2 separate regions of the Homo sapiens genome follow, and region 1 is linked to region 2. Evidence: chromatin loops called from intact Hi-C (ENCODE). Cell type or tissue: heart right ventricle. All regions are shown on one strand. Each heading gives the region's core, and the rest is flanking DNA. Links, peaks and the distances in the headings are about the cores only. Region 1 has its middle 43 kb from the start of LINC02542. Region 2 overlaps LINC02542 (long intergenic non-protein coding RNA 2542).

The links. Peaks named below come from ENCODE experiments on the same cell type or tissue, not always from the same donor. Only the 100,000 strongest peaks of a DNase experiment are listed, where the experiment ranks them.
Region 1: a loop joins it to region 2, with 2.3 times the contacts of the local background. A loop is called at or near these places in 5 of 110 quality-filtered maps.

What each region holds. Positions count from the first base shown.
Region 1 is chr6:82,143,539-82,146,460 of GRCh38, reverse strand. No RefSeq gene overlaps it. Among named protein-coding and RNA genes, the nearest start is that of LINC02542, 43 kb to the right of the region's middle. RefSeq lists an enhancer at 1,076-2,275. In heart right ventricle, for the core only: no CTCF peak of the experiment used is centred there; DNase peaks (open chromatin) are centred at 1,320 and 1,936; H3K4me3 peaks cover 438 bases; H3K27ac peaks cover 2,500 bases.
Region 2 is chr6:81,899,769-81,902,690 of GRCh38, reverse strand. All of the region lies in intron 3 of LINC02542 (long intergenic non-protein coding RNA 2542), which reads left to right. Among named protein-coding and RNA genes, the nearest start is that of LINC01526, 87 kb to the right of the region's middle. In heart right ventricle, for the core only: CTCF peaks have their summits at 1,254 and 1,453; a DNase peak (open chromatin) is centred at 870; H3K27ac peaks cover 2,266 bases.

The sequences.
Region 1 (2,922 bases), core at 224-2,723, 240 kb before region 2:
TGAAAACATACTTTAGATGGCAAGCCTGACACTAAGCAATGAGTGAAGGGTTTAGGTGTTTCTGCAATAATTAATATGGATAAGAAACATGGTAGAACCTCAGGAAGACTAAAGCTCTTAGTTTTGGTAGTGAGGACTGCAGGTGGTTTTGCTTGTGTTAATGAAAGCCAGAAACATTGATGATGTGGCTTAAGAAGATGTTTTGACACCTGAAGTGATTTATGGTGTAGGGCTTTAGGACTTCCTATGAAGAACCAGTTTCTTCCCCAGTGGCTTTGTGTCACCTCCCATAAAATGTCCAGTGGAAGCTTTCAGCCACATTAACTATTTGAGCACTGTAATCTCACAATGCATGGTGACCACAGCAGTTTTGGCCAAAGGCCTGGATAGAAAACCCTGGCAACTCAAGAGATCAAGCAACCTGAATGGTTTGGGCTCTCTAGGAAAGTATTCAGAGGGTCTGCTTCTTTAAACAAAAAACAACAAAACTCTTCCCATTTCTCACTGAACCATCATTGATAAGGGCTCCTGGTGTCCTCCCTGTCTGTTCACCTTAAGAGAGGGGCACAGAAGCCTCTACTTAGCTGCTGTTTCTGAGCCACATTGTGTGGAGGAAGGAGGGTACTCAGACAAACAAGGCTCACTAACCATTTGTTGTACTGTTACAAATTGGGCCGAGCCCTAGGTGTCTTTTCTAGCACCCTTGAAAATAGCATCCAATTCTTTGGCTAATTCCAGGCGAGGTGAAGAACTATGGTAAGCAGTAGCATCATCACCATGGAAAACCAAGGTATATGGGAAAAGTTAAAGATGTGGTGTTCTTGTAACTGTGGCTTATAATCAATGGAAGTAAGGCCCCTATTTACCAATAGTAAAGAGCATTTGTGTTTAGACTTCAAACTGCAGCCCTTCCTGGGTTCTGCTTAAACTTGATTTTTAGTTTCTTGAAGTGGTTTTGGAATTATAGTTGAGATAAAGATAGTAATATCACAATATAGATTTAGCTTTTAAATTGCATCAAGTAATATTGGAAGGCTTTAAAACTTACTTTAATATTCAAGCATAGAACAGGAGAGACTCAGACTATTTATACTTTCGCATTGGAGCTTGAATTGTGTACAAGTATGTATGTGAGTGTTTTGAATGTTTTCTGTTAGGTTTTTAGCTACGATAGGGCACATCAACTTATTTACACTCCAGCATAGTGAGCAGCAGCATAAGCCTTGGATCTGACAAAGCCGTGATTCTGTGGGAACATTTATATCACGTTTTCTGTCTCTCTCTCCTAAAGGGCGACTGAGGGAACCGATCCCTCTGGGACTTTTGCATGAGTCATTTGGCAGTCAGCATTGCTGCTTGTGAGCTATTGACAGGCAGTAGCCACTCCTCCCTCACCATTCCCTGTTCTGAGAAGCATACCTTTATCACTTCCATGCTTTTCTTCTTCTGTTCTGAAATTTTTTTAACAGAAAGGGTGTGTGTGTGTGTGTGTCTGTGTGTATGTGTGTGTGTGTGTGTGTGTGTGTGTAGGGTGAGAGAGGAAGAAAAACAGGTGATTTATATGCTTTAAATTCCTTTTCATTTTGCAAGGAGACCACATGCCATTTCCAAGACAGAGACATCCTGTGAGAAACAGATTTCATTAGAGAGTCTGAAATGACAGGAATGGTTTAAATTCAGCATCGAGGAAGAGAATGCTGCCTCTAGGTAATGCACAGCTAAAGTGGTTCCAAATGTTTTATCTGATGCCAGCTGTGCAGCCTTCTGGATAAATCATTTCACATCATACACTTCAGAGCATCCAGTGCGGATGTATCCCCCTGCCACAGAGATCCTTAACTGGAAACAAGCAGCTACTGCACTGCTACTGCCCCAAAAGGAGCTGCTTCCTCACCCCCTCACCGTTTCAGCATTTCCAGCACCATCACCTCATCCCAACAGCTCCATGACGGAACTCAGAGTGATGCAGACCAATAAACTCTGCCCATTGGGACTGAGTTTCCCTGAGTACACTAGCCATTCACTCCTATTTATTTTCCTTTAGACATGGTGAATCATCTTTTGTGCCGTCTTACATTGTGTGACTCATTGCAGTCTATTTTCTGCCCAGGCTCAGCCCAGTGGCTCATTTCTGGAGAGGCCCCTTCCATGTCTTAAATGTCATGGATCACAACATTGTACTTTGTAGGAATCCCAAGCTCGCTTCACCGGAGATTAGTGTAGTTAATCAGTAAGAGGATGACAAAGAAATTGCCTTTGTATGGATGAAACTACCCAGGTCTCTCAGACACTTATTTTAAGACCATAATTTGCATATTGCTTTGTGGTGATGACAGTGTTGGACTTTGTAATTTCATTCCCTTTGCTTTTATCAGGAGACACGTGTATCAAATGCAGCATGTGAAATCAACATCTGCTTAAAGAAGTTTCCAGCACAAACCTTAGCTAGTGGTGGCCTTTGCTAATGGCCTCCCTTCCCCTCCCCTCTGCTCTTCCACTTACCTTTTCTCCATGTACATGTTGGAGCAAAATAATTTTTATTTCTTCTTGATGCTCTTTCTAATTTATGACAAAATAGCTTTTCCAGATGACATATTACTAGTTAAATCAGAAAAAAAAAGAGTTTGTCCAGTATACTTAGAAATGATAAACTTCACATTCTCTGGAGATTTGAGGAGCTTTTGGTGTCTGTCTTTGATAGTAAAGGAACCAATAGTAGTCTCTGCTTCTCCTAAAGGGCCAGGAAGAGATGCAGAAAAGTCTGGTGTCTGTGTCAGGTGTGAAGGAATGAGCTTGGCTGCCTGCATACCTTGGCCACGATTCCTGATGGCTAGGCTGGCTGTGGCTATTGGGCAAATGTTGAATCTTAGCAGCAGAACAAAGCAAATCTTTTTCCAATTGTTTTATTTAATCACATTTGTT
Region 2 (2,922 bases), core at 174-2,673:
CCAAAACTGTGTGTTGCTCAACACTAAGCCCATCTTTCATCTCTATATTTTCCACACCTAGCAAATGTCTGACATGCATTAGGTATGCAATAAATGTTTGATGAATGAATTCACAGCTGATGGGTCTAGAAAGTCATGATCATGATTTTTACTTTTAATTAAAGAATCTGGGGAACCGTTGTAGACATTTAAGAAGGTGATGATACCCAAATGATACTTGCAGAGGGTAGTTAGAACAAAAGAGAGAAGACATCTTAAATTTCTCAGAGATGGTAAGAATGAGGAGCTAACGAATTAAAGCATTTGATTTCCCAGAATTCTATTTTTAACAATTCTCACTGTAACTTACTAGGTTTAAAATTAGTACAAAGTGTTGGAGGCAGAGTTATTAAATAGTTTGTAAATTCGACAGGAGAGAAGCCAACATATTTGAAAAGTTAATCATTTAAACTTCACATTTTAATCTTAACAAAGTCTTCCAAAATGTTTTTAAAAATATTAGTGTCACCTTAATTTTGACATTTATGAGAAGATCTAATATACTTAGCCTATATCTAAAAAGCCCTTGGTTTTCTTTCTGACTCTTTTTACTGAGAAGTCTAATCACTTCTCTCATTCTGTCAACTAACCTGAACTGTTGTCTTTTGCTTCTAACTTTTCTTTCTTTTTTCTTTTTTTGCCTCGCTGTAATGTCCAGAGGTTCTGGAAATGAAGAAAAGGTGATTTGTGAGGGGTTGGCTCTACTAGTACTATACAAGAGGGTGAGCAATAAGCCTCCCAATACTTTCTGTGCTCTTGAATCCTGTGTCCTCACAATTCTTCCAGGGCTGGCAGCTTGCTTATCTCCAGTGAAAGCTAGGCATAATTTCAAATGTCACATTGCAGAGAAATCACTCTCCTTGTCATCAGGAAAAGAAAGAGACACAGGAGAGGAGAGATGCCTTCTTATATCTGGAATCTGGCACTGTCAGCCATTTGGAACTTGCCTCCTAGGCTCTGTCTGGCCTTGGCTTGCAGAAGGCAGGGTTGCTGTGTAGCACAAGGAGGTGCAAAAACAAACATGGGCGCAAAACCAAATACTTGACTGCAAGAAATGTTCTGAAAGTTTTAAAGTGAAATACTACTTCCAGCTGTCACTTTATATAAGGATTAAGTTGAGCTCAAGGGGCTGCAGAAACTAAATAAGAAAGGGAATTATCCATTAAAGTACTGATGCAAGTTGCAAAAGATGCCTGGGTATTCTACAGAGAGATTACTTTTGATCTCTTTGTCTACTCTTCGATTTACTCCTTCGCCTTCTCACTTGTCTTTCTGTATATATCTGAAGATGTGCTATTGCTACTGCTAAGGTGGATGGCAGAGCTTCATATTCTTGCTTTCCTACAGTCAAGGGCATCCTGCCCACTGGTCTCCCTTTCTTTTTAGGAAATGTTGCCTCTTGTGGTGACTCCTCCTTAGCCTCATGGTCTGCATAGAACACTGTTGAAATGAACATTGTCATCCAATGATCAGAGTATAACACAGCAGTAGGCACATAGTAAGTGCGTACTAAGACTTTTTGGTTGATTGGCTGTGTTTAGACACATGCATTCCCACCATCGTTTTCTAACCTTTGATACCCATGATGCATAGTTCTTCATTACATTGTTCTGCCCAAGTTATACCCCATGTCCTTTTACTGGCTCAACACCTATAAACTCCTTAGATAACCCGTCATCATCCATGCTCATGATGACCATTTTTTGGCCACATGGATACAACTTCTCAGCCCCTGGGGTTCTTTCCATTGCTCAGTTTTGCTCCATTTCAATGCCAATGACAGCTCAGAAGTATGAAACAGAAACATAGAAGGTGATGTGGTCACTTTTTGCACACTCCCCTCTTTCATCCTATATCTAGCTTTCATTTTAACAGGGCAGTTACAGCCTGAAACTCATGTAGCTGTGTTATTGGCTTTCAGGTGAGTGAGTTGGGGAGGGTTTATTTTCAAACATTTTTATAGTATAAGAACCCAAGTCTTTCTCCCTATTTTCTAGCTTGCTAAAATAAGACCACATTTGAAATCTAGTGTCTCTCAAACCGACTGCCTTTATTAGATTTTGATTATTCCTGACTGCAGGAACTCTTGAAGCACAGGCTTCACTCATTACTGCTCTCAGAGAAACATTTCCACATGTGGAATTGGGAGCCATGCACTAGGGGGAAAATAGACTAATCTGTTCATAAACCACGAAGCCCTCCTAAAACTGTATAAACACTGGCAGAAGTATTTCTCAAAGTTCATGCCAGAAGGAAGGACACATTTTTGTGAAGTTTGTGAACCTTTATTCAAATTCAAAGCCCTCATTCAGTCTTAGGAATTCACACTGAGTAGTATGTCTCATCCCATGCCAGGTGACACTGAGAGTAATATTCTGCAAAATTCAATATTTTTGCTAATGGTGCTGTTACTTAGCTATTTGAAAATATTTTCTAATAAAGGAAAATGTCAAGGCACATCAAAAGTAATATTTTATGTCATTTTGTCATTAAAATCTTAAGCTGGATAATAAATTCACAACCTTTTTCGCCGTAACTTTCATCATTCTGATTTAGTCAATCATATTGTACAAGGGACAAATGTTATCCTTGTCCTTTTTTCTGTAGATAAAAATGCAGCAGGTGTTAATTTTAAGGATCTTCACATTTCATTTCAAATTTTGCCTTGTCAGTATTAAGTTTATTTTAAAAAATCTTTCAGGAAGAAACTATTAAAGGGCATTTTGATGTCAGAATATATAAGAAGGAAAAGTGCGGTTATATTTTTATCACAGAAAACTATCATAAATAACTTCACACTCATGATTCACAGATGTCCTCAATAAAGAGTTTGTAATTGTGAAAAAAAAAAAAGAAATGTGTGAAGGTGCTTTTATCATTTCC